Regions from separate parts of the Mus musculus genome. Here region 2 is linked to region 1. The links are chromatin loops, found by intact Hi-C in ENCODE. Cell type or tissue: gastrocnemius. All regions are shown on one strand.

Evidence for each region. Hi-C counts contacts between places; a loop is a spot of excess contacts. Peaks named below come from ENCODE experiments on the same cell type or tissue, not always from the same donor. Only the 100,000 strongest peaks of a DNase experiment are listed, where the experiment ranks them.
Region 2: a loop joins it to region 1, with 8 times the contacts of the local background. A loop is called at or near these places in 32 of 42 quality-filtered maps.

Annotation. Positions count from the first base shown.
Region 1 is chr1:21,267,498-21,275,497 of GRCm38, forward strand. Gm28836 (a long non-coding RNA gene) reads right to left here and starts at 4,188. Exons shown (of 3, transcript XR_373236.3): 1 at 3,918-4,188. It also overlaps the pseudogene Gm7094. In gastrocnemius, a CTCF peak has its summit at 4,149 (motif pointing left); DNase peaks (open chromatin) are centred at 4,148 and 4,863; H3K4me3 peaks cover 1,168 bases; H3K27ac peaks cover 538 bases.
Region 2 is chr1:21,215,264-21,223,263 of GRCm38, forward strand. It overlaps Tmem14a (transmembrane protein 14A), which reads left to right and starts at 3,312. Exons shown (of 5, transcript NM_029398.3): 1 at 3,312-3,626. All of the region lies in intron 1 of Gm28836 (a long non-coding RNA gene), which reads right to left. In gastrocnemius, no CTCF peak of the experiment used is centred here; DNase peaks (open chromatin) are centred at 3,358, 3,506 and 5,952; H3K4me3 peaks cover 1,275 bases; H3K27ac peaks cover 1,209 bases.

The DNA of each region.
Region 1 (8,000 bases):
TTGTAAAAGAAACAGCAGTAGGGTAATGAGAAAGACAATTCTGAGCTCCAAGCACGTAACTCCATATCACCACAGCCAATCACCACACAAGCTTTTATGAGGGCAGTGCTATCATTGTGAGTATTTCCTGGGCGAGGAAACTAAGGTGCAGAGAAAGCAGACAATGACCAAACCACACAGAGCCAAGATTTCAGGATCAGAGATGTCTCACCGTAGGCGCCTATGCAATCCCGCCCCTGAGAACAAGGGGCATCCAGCTGAACAAGGTGAACAACAGTGTGAGTGGTGGGCTTGAGATCTCGTGGAGGGTTCTTCTGTTCAATCGCCCCACACCCTGTGACACAGTGCACCATCCACCTGTGACTCACTCTCTTCTGCCCTATGAGCATCTCACAGGAGGCCCCACGTAGTACTATGTAGAAACTGGTCATACCATATATCTCAGCCTCCATGACACCGAGGCTTACTAGCTGTGTCAAACCAGGTGCGTTCTTCATCTGCTCTGTGGTGCAGTTTCTCCATTTTAATAGAAGGAAATTAGAAATGTCTAGCTTACATGGTTACTTCCAAAATGAATTAGAGTACCAGGATAGTGCCGGGCACTTACTGAGTGTTCAGGAAACATTAATTGTTCAAGGCACAGAAAGACAAATCCCATGTGTTCTCACTTGTATATGGAAGCTAAAGTTTTACCAAATCCTAGGAATGATGTGAGAGGGAGACGTTATAGGGCACACAGAATTGCTGAAAAGGAGGAATAATGTCTAATGTTGCCCAGCACAGTGGAAGAGCTATGGTTGGAAACTACTCTACGCTCTTCTGTAGCTAGTATACAGGATTCTGGATGACCCCAGAGGGAAGAAAGTAATAAATGTCTGAGGTAATGACTATGACAGTTGCCCTAATTGGTTGATAAGATACTAAATATAAGATACTGAAATGCCACACTTTACCCCAGAAATATGTGTAGTTATTGTGTGTCAATTGAAAGCAAAGGTACATTTTAAGAGAAATATTAACTGTGCAATAATAGTAATCTTTACATGTTACCTGGTATTTCAGCACACCAAGAAGAAGACAACTGATGTAGAGTAAATCTGTCACCTGCACATTCAATGAGGCATATTTAAACCCCTTTGCACTCAACAAGTATTTACTGGGCATTATCTTTGTGCAAGGCAGTAGGAAGCAGTTTTGAAAAGGTTGTAGACACAGGCTTGTCTACAGTACAACAGGGCAGGGAGTAGCAGATGGTGAACAGCCCCACGGGGACAGGCGTCTGTTGGACATTGGAGTCTAAGGGTGGATGTCCAGGGGAGGCAGGGTCCCAGCTGGGATCTCGGGGAAGCCGGAACAAGCAGAGTAAGCCAGTGTTCCAGGCAGATGAATGAACATGTGCAGAGCCTTCCGGGAGTTAGCGAGCAAGCAAGGCATGTTTGTAAATAAAGTGAAATGAAATGCAAAGGGTAGGGGGAGGAGTGGGAGAGCTTGGTGAAGAATCTGAGCCCTGTTTCCAGCACCTATGCTGGGCAGCTCACAACTACCTGAGACTCTAGCACCAGGACATCTGATGTCCTCCTTTGAACTCTGAAGCCGAGTGTGCACACACCCACACAGAGACACACACGATTAAAGAATAATGACACGCCGGGCAGTGGTGGCACATGCCTTTAATCCCAGCACTTGGGAGGCAGAGGCAGAGGCAGAGGCAGAGGCAGAGGCAGAGGCAGAGGCAGAGGCAGAGGCAGAGGCAGAGGCAGAGGCAGAGGCAGAGGCAGAGGCAGAGGCAGAGGCAGAGAGGCAGAGGCAGAGAGGCAGAGAGGCAGAGAGGCAGAGAGGCAGAGAGGCAGAGAGGCAGAGAGGCAGAGAGGCAGAGAGGCAGAGGCAGAGGCAGAGAGGCAGAGAGGCAGAGAGGCAGAGAGGCAGAGAGGCAGAGAGGCAGAGAGGCAGAGGCAGAGAGGCAGAGAGGCAGAGGCAGAGAGGCAGAGGCAGAGGCAGAGGCAGAGGCAGAGGCAGGCAGATTTCTGAGTTCGAGGCCAGCCTGGTCTACAGAGTGAGTTTCAGGACAGGCAGGGCTACACAGATAAATTCTGTCTCAAAACAAACAAACAAACAAACGAATAATGACACACCTTAAAACCTGAAACACACATGTTTTGTGCAAAGAGTGTCCATTAGAAATATCACCTGTGCTCACATCACCCTGTAAGGGGAGTCTGTGGTTCTTGCCCCAAGGTCAGTGAAGGGTTAAGCAAGCAAGCCTTACAGGCAGACTTAATGTTTCCTAGCTGTGGTAGTGGAACATACTCAGGAAAGACAGGGGGACATGAATCTGGAGCTGACTGCAGTGGAGCTATCAGTTGATGAGAGTACCCACCTGTGAGAAAGGACAATGAAGGGGAGCATGCATGAATTTGAGAGTCAGCCTTGAGAGTCTACAGCCTGGAGGTGGGCAAGGCTGGGGAGTTACAAGCAAGGCTCCCTACTGGTCTCTGTCTTGGACCACTAGTGGAATTAAGGGTGGGAAGTCTTGATGCTTTTCCCTTAGTCAGAGTCTCTGGACAGTAGTGTGTGTGTGTGTGTGTGTGTGTGTGTGTGTGTGTGTGTGTGTGTAAGCATGAGAGCATGTTTGTGTGTGCACATACACATATATTTAACTATTCACTGATGTGCCTAATAGTCAAGAAGACATACTTTTTTAAAAATCCAAAGCTGATAGCACAGATTATTCATCACTGGATAGTAACTTGGAGTCTAATTTTTTTTCCTAAGCTAACTTAAAATATGAAAAGTGAGTTCACCTTCTTGAGTCCCTGAACTGTTCGTGTGACCCTGTCTCAATAAGAGATAAATTCCTTTAATTTCCTGTAAAACTGCTTGAGATTCGTTGCCTGTCAGATTCTTTTTCTCTGCCAGCCAAGCTCAAGTAGGGCAAACCCACATTAGTTCATCCATTGCTGACCTGCACACAGCTCCAAGCGCACTGCCCTGAGAGAATGAGTGGGTGGCTCCAATACACAGCCTGTGTGGAAGTTATCCAGTGGCTGTCCACACTCCCCCCTCCACTGCCTCACCAACCTTGGCTACATTGTCAGGAATCCCACAATTCCTGCGTCTCCACAGAGAACTGAGTTTCATGCTAAAGAACAAAATTATTCCATTGGCAACAAGTGCTCACTGAGAAAACTTACACAGGTCAATTACCTTTCTGGCTTCTTCTGGAAGGCAAAGGACACCTACCCTCCACCTCCAACCCCCCCTCAAGGCTGTAAGAACTTGAAAGGAGTTGAGTGTAGCTGGAAGAGGGAGGCATGCTCATTGCATGTTCGTGCAACAGACAGAGGCTAGGTGCTGATATAGGACTGGAAAACGTCCTGGATGCAATGCAACAAAATTATTCACTGCCCGGGATAGGAAACCGCCCTGCCCTGTCTCAGGCCTCCAGAATCTTCTCCATCCACTAAAAGATCTGTAAATAAGTATACACAAAGCATCTTCACATAAAAATAAACCAATTGCCTACCTATGAGCTAAGTGGGCATGAGAGCCATTTTTAAAGGAAGTCTTGGTTGAACTTTATCTACCACAACGCCCCACCTCTGGGGAGGTAAAGGGTAAAACAGATGCGAAATTTAGGGTCCCCATGAAGGCAGAAATTCAGGAAATTGGCAGGATGAGCCAGAAAAGATCTGTGGGAGGGCAGATGCCATTCCTTCCTTCCTCCTTCCCCAGATCTTCTGTGAAGATCAAGAGATTGAAGGAGAAGGCAGATGCTCAGCAACAACTGGTTTATTCTCATGCCTTTGCATGAAAAGTTTCTTTTATGGAACGGATGCACAGCCCACTTGCACCCTTGTTGCAGCTGGAAAAGGCAGAAAAAAAAAAAAAAAAAAAGCAGAGATGCTTAAGGGCACTACCTCACTCCGGATGCAGTACTGCGCAGGCGCACTCCGTAGCTGTGACCCGCCTTAAGTGTTCTCTTAAGTGTCTCTTGAACACAGTCTTGTTCTCTTTGGAGTTGGTTTGTGGGAGGTAGAGTCCTTCATCCCACGTCCTTCTTCTGTCCTCGCCCTGGGAGTCAGGTGCAGCTCTGGGCCAGCAGAGGCCAAGAAGTCCCTTCTCCACCCAGCTGTGTCGGAGCATAGGTCTGGAGTCTGCTGCCCCCTGCCGGCCGGGATGATGCTTACAGCAAGACTCCTTAGGATTCCCCACCCACCCACCCACCCACCCACCCCCGAGTCGTTAAGAATTTTGTACCCACAGACTACAAATTGTTTCCATTTTCAGTGGATGTGGGGACATTCCAAAGGGTGAAGTGTCCACAGTCAGAATCCTAGTTGATTTGATTTCAAAGGCGAGTGCCCTCACTGCTCAGTATCTAGGTAGATAAGGGCATAGCCTCGTGATCCTGCTATTGCCCTGTGAGATCAGAGTATCCAGGTTTAGATGTCCAGGAGGGGTGGTACAGAACGCCACAGAACGCCACAGTTGGAAAGCATATTGAATCTTGCCGGTCCAGAGAATCAGTTCCCAGAAACGAAACTTAAGAACACACACACAGTATTTTGGGGGAACTAATTTGATCATATTTTGAGAATTTGGAAGTCTAAATTGGTCCCAGGGAATTAATCAGTCCCCAGGAGAGGCGTAGGAGCACTGTCAGCAAGACACAAGGCTGTAGAGTCACTCCCATCCTGACCTTTGCCTGCGAATCCTTCTGGCCCTCCTTCCAACATCCTGTTTGTCCATCCTCACCCTAGCCTTCTCTCTCCTCAGACTCACAGAACACTTTCCCTACTCAAAACAACCCCTTTGGATATAGCAACCGCCTGCCGGGAGCAAACGCGCGCCCTGGAGGGGAGAGCGGCTGTTGCGCGGGCGCGGGCAGGGGCGCAGGGAGGGGATATGGCATCCAGCCAGCGCATAACTTTAGACCAATGGAAGAAAAAAGCAGCAAAAGTTGAACTGAATGACACCCAGAAGCAAGAAATTAAAGAGGCCTTTGACTTATTCGATATTGATGGATCTGGAACCATAGATCTGAAAGAACTGAAGATTGCAATGCGGGCCTTAGGCTTTGAGCCAAAGAAAGAAGAAGTAAAACAACTGATCGCTGAAATCGACAAGGAAGGGACTGGCACCATTTGTTTTGAAGATTTTTTTGCCATCATGAGCGTAAAAATGAGTGAAAAAGATGAAAAAGAAGAAATACTGAAGGCATTTAAATTATTTGATGACGATGCTACGGGAAGCATATCACTAAATAACATCAAGAGGGTTGCCAAGGAGCTAGGGGAAAACTTAACCGAAGATGAATTACAGGAAATGCTTGATGAAGCTGATCCTGACGGGGATGGAGAGATTAATGAGGAAGAATTCTTGAAGATGATGAAGAAGACCAGCCTTTATTAGCTGCTTGGTACCTTCCAAGAGGTTTGGACCTCCTGTTAACAGCTTTCCTGTTAAGCAGTTCAATGATGTAATACCTGAGTGTATCCATTTCCACTTTTAGTTTAGGTTAGTCCCTTGGTGTCTAATCTGTGCCAGAAGTTATATGTCCCTACCAATGTCATTAAATCTGTAGTAGTAAGAAACAAACAGAAAAACAAAACAAAACAAACAACCCCTTTGGAACGCTTTATTATCCCCACGACAAGATTGGATAGATCATACTTCCTGTCATGATGCTGCGATATCTTTGTTGTTGTTTCATTGGTCTGAAAGTTGAAGCACAGTCTCTCTTGCGCAGTCTGTTGCACTTAAACACCCCTCCGCAAACCTCCATCAGCTCCGGCAGCAGATTAAGATATGGCTCAGAATAGACACTCAGAGATGCTCCTACTAAAGTACCAGAAGATGGAAGCAGCCACAACATGCTCCTATTCAGTGATTCTAACTGAACCTCAGAGAACATCTCTCTGTAGGGCATTTGGGATTCCATACTGTCAGATATGTGGAACAGGACTGCTCTTAGGTAGAGGGAACTTGTCACCTGAGCTCACGCCATCAGCCACCTGCTCGAGTGGAAGCCAAGGGTGGAGCTGAGGATGAGGGTGCAGTGAAACCTTCGGCCTTTGCCAACCTGTAAGACTGTCTACCTACGATCCACGGCGACAGAGACACAATTCCGTGTGGCCTCAGCACCTCTGCCATCTTGGGGAAATGCAGAAGTAAAATATGTAAGAATTCAAAGAAAGCTCAGTTAATAAATACCCTAAAGAGTAAATGATCTTCAGTTATGTCTACTAGCATAACTTCAGAGTTGAGTGACACATAAGATTTCCAGGTGTACCTGGCTTTGGGGAGATTTATTTATAAAAATTAAAATCACACTGACTTAATTGATATTACAGAACAACAAAAGCAAACAGAGGCTTGACATTTTCCATTTCTTTCTGTCCTCCACCTTTGGAAACACCCATTACTACAGAACTAGCAGATTCTGCAATTCCCAAATGCTGTCAGGATTGGAACCAGATTCGAGAGTTAGGCAGAATAAACAATTTTCTGTTTCCACTAACCTCTAATTCAATCTCACTGTTTGCATTTGGGAAATACACATCCATCCACAGTAGCACTGCTGTGTGTCTCCTATCATGGGGGACCACACACAGTCCTGTTGCACACAGTTCTTATATGTATCACAACTCTGAAATGGCTACTTTACAGGATAAAAAATGTGTTGAAAGAGCATACATGTATACAGAATATTAATGTTTGCTTAATTTTTGAGACAGAACCTGACTCTGTTACCCACACTGGCCTGAAATTCACTAAGTAGCCCAGGCTGGCCTCAAAGCCATAGCAATCCTTTCTGCCTCTGCTTTCCAATGGCTGAATTATAGATGTGAACCAAAATAGTTTGTTTTAAGAGCAACACATACCGCCCAGCTAATACTGTAAATATTATTCATGTATATGTATAACAAAGAGGTTATAGAGGGAGAATACCAATATTATAGGATTAACAACCCTTTCCCCCCCCCCCACACACACATATTCAGTTTTTTATTTCCATGATACAGAACAATAATACTTCTAACAACTGCCTCTAGCACTGAGGACATTCATTTTCAGAGGTATTAGAAGTGAGTAAGTCTCGGGTAGAAATCACTCTGCCCTGAAGCTCTGCTCTCCTCAAGCCAGTATTACACAAGTCCTCTGTCAGTACAGTGTGCTGGCATCAAGCTATTTATGCTGCCTAGGAAAGCATTTGAGCTAGAACACTCATGACCTTACCTCTGAGAAATGGCAAGGTTTTAGATTCCATTCCCCCACCCCCCCCACACCCTAACCTCATGCAGTGACCTACATTGAATCTGCAGGCTTGTCTGATAGACCGGCTGTGTGTCTGCCAGGTCATTTGCACCAACAAGCTTATCACAGAGGCTCTCCACTTCTCAAATGCCCTTCACTGTGAAACTCTTCCAAAACCCACCAGATGCCACCTCTCATCATCTCTTAGAGGACTTGGTGGCTGCTTCTGCTGAGTGAATCTGGATTTTGAGTGGGAAACAGAACAGTTTGGCAGTTTGTTTGCTTGTTTGCTACCTAGCTAAGCCTTCTTGGAGTTTAGTCTTAAATATACACAATGATCTTCCAAGGGTGGTGCCCAGACCTGTGTGAGCACCACTTGAGAGAGCATTAGAAGAGCAGATTCTCAGGCCCTTCTCCAAAGCCAGTAACCTGGAAGCCTGGAGGTCGGGCTCTGGGCTCATGTGCAGCCCAGCAGCTCTAGTGCAGGAAGCTTGAGAGTCTGTGCCACACTTGATGCTACACACAGACACATTTCAGGACTCTTCTTCCGATGTTGCTTCTAAGACTCGGTTCAGTCTCTAAACTATGAGCCCCAGCAATACAAGAAAATGAAGTACAGCCTCCCAGTATGTCACAGCACAGACTAAAGTCTCTCATTACCAAAGAGAGGAACGAGGGTAGACAGCAAGGAGTGACAGGACCAAATGCACACTGAAAGCCAGCAGGGAAACACCAACCCTGCC
Region 2 (8,000 bases), 52 kb before region 1:
GTGTGTGTGTGTGTAATAGAATCTAAAACCTTGCCGTTTCTCAGAGGTAAGGTCATGAGTGTTCTACTCAAATGCTTTCCTAGGCAGCATAAATAGCTCGATGGCAGCACACTGTGCTGACAGAGGACTTGTGTAATTCTGCCTTGAGGAGAGCCGAGCTTGAGGGCAGAGTGATTTCTATCGAGACTTCTTGCTTCTGAGACCTCTGAAAATGAATGTCCTCAGGGCTAGAGGCAGTCCTTAGAAGTATCACTGAAAAAAAAGAACATGAAAACACTGTTCTTTCTTTCTCCTTCTGGTTTTAAGAGACAGGGTTTTTCTGTGTCATCCTTTCTGTCCTGGAAGTCACTCAGTAGACAAGGCTGGTCTCAAACTCACAGGTCCACCTGGCCTTGTCTCTCAAGTGCTGAGATTAAAGGTGTACACCCCCATCACCAAATGAAAAGATTGTTGTGTCATGGAAATGTGTCACTTTTTAAAAATTGAATATAGGAAGGGGTTATTAATTAATCCTATACTATTTGTACTCCCCCTTTACATTCCATTTTATTGTACACATGTACATTAACCTTCACAGTGTTAGCAGAGCAACATATGGTAATTTTAAAATAGGTTATAACCCAGACTAGGTGGTTCACATCTATAATTCAGCCCTTGGAAGGCTGAGGCTAAAAGGATCACTGTGGCTTTGAGTCCAGCCTGGGAGATATAGGGGATTCCAGACCAATGTGGGTTACGTAGTGAGACTCTCTCTCAAACATTAAGTAATTATTAATATTCTATGTACTGTATGCACACATGCTGATTCAACACGTCTTTGCCTGATGAACAGAAGTAAAGTTGCCATATGGATCAGAAAGGAAAGAGTGAAGACTCTTTGCAGTGTACACTTGGAATACCTGAGACACACTGACTTTCTCAGTGATTGTTGAGAATCAGGCTTAGGACCCAGTGAGAATAACTCAGAAAGTCCTGACTGATTAGACAGCGGGCTGGACAAATGGACTGGTGGCCTGCTTCTCCCTTCCACCATTTTCTCCTCTCCTCTACCTATGGAAACACCCATTACTACAGAGCTAGCAGCTTTCCTCTGGGATCTGCAATTCTCAAAACTGTAAGGATTGGAAGCAGGTGCAAATGTCAGGCAGAGTAAAGAATTTTCTGTTTCCACTAACCTCTAATTTAATCTCACTGTTTGCATTAGGGAAATACACATCAATCCACAGTAGCACTGCTGTGTGTCTCCTATCATGGGGGACCACACACAGTCCCATTACAGACAGTTCATGACAGTACTTACATGTGACACAATTCTGAAGTTATGCTGATAGACATAACTCAAGACCATTTACTCTTCAGGATATTTATTAACCGAGCTTCCTTTGAGATTTTATGTATTTCTCCGGCATGCCAAAGGCTCTAGGCCATACTGAATTGTGCATCTCTGTTACTACGAAATATGGACAAAAAGTCTGTCTTAGTTGGGGTTTTTATTGCCACGATGAGACATGACCACAGCAACTCTTATAAAGAAAAAAACACTTAATTGGGGCTGGCTTATGGTTCCGTGATTTAGCCTATTGTCATCATGTCAGGAAAAATGGTGGCATGAAGGCAGACACTTGGGGATCTGAGGGTTATATATTAGGAAGTACAGACATCAGGAAGAAAGGGTGACATTGGGCCTGGCTCGAGCATCTCAAGGCCAAGAGACAGAGCCCACTCCCGGTGACATACTTCATGAAACAAGGGGACACCTCCTAATAGTGCCACTGCTATGAGCATTTAGGGGCCATTTTCACTCTAACTATCACACAGTCTTACAAGTTGGCAGAGGTGCTGAGGCCACAGGGAATTGTGTCTCTGTCACCATGGATCGTAGGTAGACAGTCTTACAGGTTGGCAAAGGCCGAAGGTTTCACTGCACCCTCATCCTCAGCTCCACCCTTGGCTTCCACTCGAGCAGGTGGCAGCTGATGGCTTGAGCTCAGGTGACAAGTTCCCTCTACCTAAGAGCAGTCCTGTTCCACATATCTGACAGTGTGGAATCCCAAATGCCCTACAGAGAGATGTTCTCTGGGGTTCATTTAGAATCACTGAATAGGAGCATGTTGTGGCGGCTTCATCTTCTGGTACTTTAGTAGGAGAATCTCTGAGTGTCTATTCTGAGCCATATCTTAATCTGCTGCCGGGGCTGATGGTATGAGGGGTGTTTAAGTGCAACAGACTGCACAAGAAGGACTGTGCTCCAACTTTCAGACCAACAGAACAACAACAAAGACCAAACTCTAAATCCACTGTGAGTAAAGGAGCCATCATTTACCCAAGCATGCCATGGAAATAATAAAGCTTTCCAAGAGGGTTTTCATATTATTTTTAGACTTTGAGTAGGAAAGAGTTCTGAATCTGAGGAGGGGGGGGGAAGGGAGAGAGACAGACAGAGAGAGACAGAGACAGAGATAGCTAGGCCACGTGTGCACAATCAGGATGTGGGAAGAAGAGAGAACCAGGAGAATCTGAAAGCAAACTTTAGGATGGGACTAACTCCATAGCTCCGTGTCACTCCATAGCCCTATGTCAGCGCCCCTGCGACACTTCCAGGGTCTGATTAATTCTCTAGGAGCAGTATAGATTTCCCAGTTCTCAAAAGCAGTCACATTACTTCTCCAAATGTGTGTGTGTGTGTGTGTGTGTGTGTGTGTGTGTGGTGTGGTGTGTAGGATCAACAAACAAATGCCACCTGTTTAATGTATATAATTAATGTATATGTCTTTGAGGTAATTCTATTACTCCTCACCTCCGAGAATTCTGGAGCTTTCCTGAATACCTTGATTGCTGTTGTATAAGGGAGGGCACAGTGTTCATCCTAATTACTATTTCCATCCTAGAAAGCCCAACTGGAGTCGCATGAGAATTTACCAAGAGACACAATTTAATGTCAGTGTAAGGAGATTTTCTGGAAACTGATTCCCCTAGCCTTGCAGGACTCAAAATTCTTTCCAACTGTGGCGTTATGTGCCACACCTCCTGATCATCTAAACCTGGATACCTTGATCCCACAGAGTAAAAGAGTAAAAGATCAGGAGGCTATCTATGCCCTTATCTACCTACCGGCATTCATGCCTTGAAATCAGGTTAACTTTCACTGATCCTGAAGACCTTCGCATTCTGGAACGTCCCCACCTCCACTGAAAGTGGAAACAATTTGTAGACTATGTATATGTTGTTTACCTTCCTAAAATTCTTATGACGATGTAGGGGGATCCTAGCTAAACCAAGGAGTCCCTCTGCAAGCATCATCCCGGCCGGCAGGGGGAAGCAGACTCCAACCCTGCGCTCTCGGGGCCTACACAGCCGGGTGGGGAAGCGACTTCACTTCCCAGGGTCTTGGCCTCTGCTGGCCCAGAGCTGCACCCCACTCCCAGGCCGAGGACAGTAGAAGAACTTGGGATCCAGGACTCTACAACGCACGAACCAGCTCCAGAGAGGACTCAGCTCTGTGCACTCTGCTCTCTAAGGCGGGTCGCAGCTAGGCAGTGCGCCTGCGCAGAACTGCTTCCGGATTGAGGGACTACTCTTGCGCTTTTTCCGCTTTCACCAGCTGCAGCAAGTGCTCAAGGGTGCAGGTGAGCTGTGCATCCATCCCTTAAAAGAAACTTTTCATGCAAAGGCATGAGAATAAACCGTTCTTTGCTGAGCATCCGCCCTCTCCTTCAGTCCCTCGATCTTCACAGCAGAAAACAGTTCAGACGACCTGGGGAGGGAGGGAGGGAATGGCATCTGCCCTCCCACAGATCTTTTCTGGCTCATCCTTCCAATTTCCTGAATTTCTGCTTTCCTGGGGGCCCTAAATATCGCATCTGTCTTACTCTTTACCTTCCCAGAGGTGAGGCGTGGTGGTAGGTAAAGTTCAACCAAGACTTGCTTCAAAAATGGCTCTCATGCCCACTTAGATCATAGGTAATTAGTTTATTTTTATGTGAAAATGCTTTGTGCATACTTATTTACAGATATCTTAGTGGGTGGAGAAGATTCAGGAGGACCTGAGATGGTGGGGCTGCGGAGGGATTTTCAGTTTCCTATGCTAAGCAGTGAATAATTTTGTTGCATTGCATCCAGGACGTTTTCCAGTCCTATATCAGCACCTAGCCTCTGTCTGTTGCATGAACATGCAGTGAACATGCCTCCCTCTTCCAGCCACATTCCACAACTTTCAAGTTCTTACACCCTTTGGGGTTTGGGAAGCAGGTGCGGGGAGGCAAGTGTCCTTTGCTTTCCAGAAGAAGCCAGCAAGATAACTGACTTGTGTAAGTTTTCACAGTAAGCAATTGTTGGCAATGGATTAATTTTACCCTTCTATAGAACTAAACTCAGTTCTCTGTGGAGACGCAGGAATTGTGGGATTCCTGACAATGTAGCCAAGGATGGTGAGGCAGTGGGGGTGTGGGTGTGGGTTGGGGGGGTGGCCAGCCACTGGATAACTTCCACACAGGCTGTGTATTGGAGCCACCCACTCATTCTCTCAGGGCAGTGCGCTTGGAGCTGTGTGCAGGTCAGCAATGGATGAACTAGTGTGGGTTTGCCCTACTTGAGCTTGGCTGGCAGAGAAAAAGAATCTGACAGGCAACGAATCTCAAGCAGGAAATTAAAGGAATTTATCTCTTATTGAAACAGGGTCACACGATCAGTTGGGGGACTCAAGAAGGTGAACTCACTTTTCATATTTTAAGTTAGCTTAGAAGAAAAATTAGAATCCACGTTACTATCCAGTGACGAATAATCTGTGCTATTAGCTTTGGATTTTTAAAAAAGTATGTCTTCTTGACTATTAGGCACATCAGTGAATAGTTCAAATATATGTGTATGTGCACACACAAACATGCTCTCGTGCTTACACACACACACACACACACACACACACACTACTGCCCAGAGACTCTGACTAAGGGAAAAGCATCAAGACTTCCCACCCTTAATTCCACTAGTGCTCCAAGACAGAGACCAGTAGGGAGCCTTGCTTGTAACTCCCCAGCCTTGCCCACCTCCAGGCTGTAGACTCTCAAGGCTGACTCTCAAATGCATGCACGCTCCCCTTTATTGTCCTTTCTCACAGGTGGGCACTCTCATCAACTGATAGCTCCACTGCATTCAGCTCCAGATTCATGTCCCCCTGCCTTTCCTGAGTATGTTCCACTACCACAGCTAGGAAACATTAAGTCTGCCTGTAAGGCTTGCTGGCTTAACCCTTCACTGACCTTGGGGCAAGACCCACAGACTCCCCTTACAGGGTGATGTGAGCGCAGGTGATATTTCTAATGGACACTCTTTGCACAAAACATGTGTGTTTCAGGATTTAAGGTGTGTCATTATTCGTTTGTTTGTTTTGAGACAGAATTTATGTGTGTAGCCCTGGCTGTCCTGAAACTCACTCTGTAGACCATGCTGGCCTCGAACTCAAAAATCTGCCTGCCTCTGCCTCTGCCTCTCTGCCTCTCTGCCTCTCTGCCTCTCTGCCTCTCTGCCTCTCTGCCTCTCTGCCTCTCTGCCTCTGCCTCCCAAGTGCTGGGATTAAAGGCATGTGCCACCACTGCCAGGAGTGTCATTATTCTTTAATCGTGTGTGTCTCTGTGTGGGTGTGTACACACTCGGCCTTAGAGTTCAAAGGAGGTCATCAGATGTCCTGGTGCTAGAGTCTCGGGCAGTTGTGAGCTGCCCAGCATAGGTGCTGGAAACAGGGCTCAGATTCTTCACCAAGCTCTCCCACTCCTCCCCCTACCCTTTGCATTTCATTTCACTTTATTTACAAACATGCCTTGCTTGCTCACCAACTCCCGGAAGGCTCTGCACATGTTCATTCATCTGCCTGGAACACTGGCTTACTCTGCTTGTTCCGGCTTCCCCGAGATCCCAGCTGGGACCCTGCCTCCCCTGGACATCCATCCTTAGACTCCAATGTCCAACAGACGCCTGTCCCCGTGGGGCTGTTCACCATCTGCTACTCCCTGCCCTGTTGTACTGTAGACCAGCCTGTGTCTACAACCTTTTCAAAACTGCTTCCTACTGCCTTGCACAAAGATAATGCTCAGTAAATACTTGTTGAGTGCAAAGGGGTTTAAATATGCCTCATTGAATGTGCAGGTGACAGATTTACTCTACATTAGTTGTCTTCTTGGTGTGCTGAAACAGTAATGGTTTTTAAAGTGGGAGTATCAAGGGAAGGATATTACCAAACACAGCTAACGTTTGTTCTAAAGTGTACCTTTATTTTTAATTGACATGTAGTATAAGTGAGACCACATGGGATTTTTCTTTCTGGGCCTTGAACAATTAATGTTTCCTGAACACTCAGTAAGTGCCGGGCACTATCCTGGTACTCTAATTATTTTTGGAAGTAACCATGTGAGCTAGACATTTATAATTTCCTTCTATTAAAATGGAGAAACTGAACCACAGAGCAGCTGAGGAACGCACCTGGTTTGACACAGCTAGTAAGCCTCGGTGTCATGGAGGCTGAGGTATATGGTATGACCAGTTTCTACATAGTACTACGTGGGGCCTCCTGTGAGATGCTCATAGGGCAGAAGAGAGTGAGTCACAGGTGGATGGTGCACTGTGTCACAGGGTGTGGGGCGATTGAACAGAAGAACCCTCCACGAGATCTCAAGCCCACCACTCACACTGTTGTTCACCTTGTTCAGCTGGATGCCCCTTGTTCTCAGGGGCGGGATTGCAGAGACGCCTACGGTGAGACGTCTCTGATCCTGAAATCTTGGCTGTGTGTGGTTTGGACATTGCCTGCTTTCTCTGCACCTTAGTTTTCTCACCCAGGAAATACTCACAATGATAGCACTGCCCTCATAAAAGCTTGTGTGGTGATTGGCTGTGGTGATATGGAGTTACGTGCTTGGAGCTCAGAATTGTCTTTCTCATTACCCTATTGCTGTTTCTTTAAAAACAACAACAAAACAAAAAAAAAAGGATGAAAGAAATAAGAGCCTTTTCCATTTGTTTCTCTCGTTTAAATCGTGGTTTGATTGATCAGGTACTCCCCACTCCCACAGCTGGGGGTCTCACTATGCAGTGCTGAGTGGCCTGGTACTCATGGTGTAGTTCCCATGAGTTCCCCACCCAGTACTGTGTCTGTGTGCCTGTGTGTCTGTGTGTCCATGTGCACGTGCTTCAGCTCTTTCTCTACACATTTCTTAGGTTTTTGGTTTTGTTTTGTTTTTACCATAGCACATTTCTTCTCTAGTTTTCTGGGGGCTTTTGTTTGGTGGAGAGGTTTTTTTTTTTTTTTTTTTTTATGTTTTGGGGTATTTTACCTGTATGTATTATACCTGTAGAGAGTGCCTGGGGCCCATATAGGCCAGAAGAGCATATCAGATCCAAAGGGGCTGGAGTTACAGAGACTCATGAGCTGCCATGTGGGTTCTGGGAAGTGAACCCTGGTCCCCTGGAAGAGTTGTCTGTGTTCTTATTTATTGAGCCTTCTCTCCACTCACTATCATTATCATCACCATCACCATCACCATCATCATCTCTTCATTTCTTCTTCAGTCATCTGTGCCACTCCTTGGGCACAGATGAAATCTACTAGGTTAGTTCTTCATGCAAATGTAATGAGTCTTTCACTGTTGCCTCCCTTTCTTAACATTCCCCACCACCACCACCACCACCACCACCTCTACTCTGTATTTGGTGTTTGCATCTTGACTGGCAAGGAACTCAGTATGTAGTGAGGTTGGCCTTGAACTCCTGGAAAGCCTCGCGTGTGCTGAGATTATAGGCATGAACTACGTACCACACTTGATTTAACGTAGACTCTAAGATCAGCTTCACACCTACCTTCTTCTGAGGCAGTCTCAGAGTCTGTTCATCTGAAGGAGAAACAGTGAGGAAATTAAAGCAATGCCCATAAGAATCAGCGATGTAGCTCAGTAGTAGAGTCCTGTGTTGTATGTGCAAGACCTGGGTTAAATCCTCAGTTACTGCACATGTAG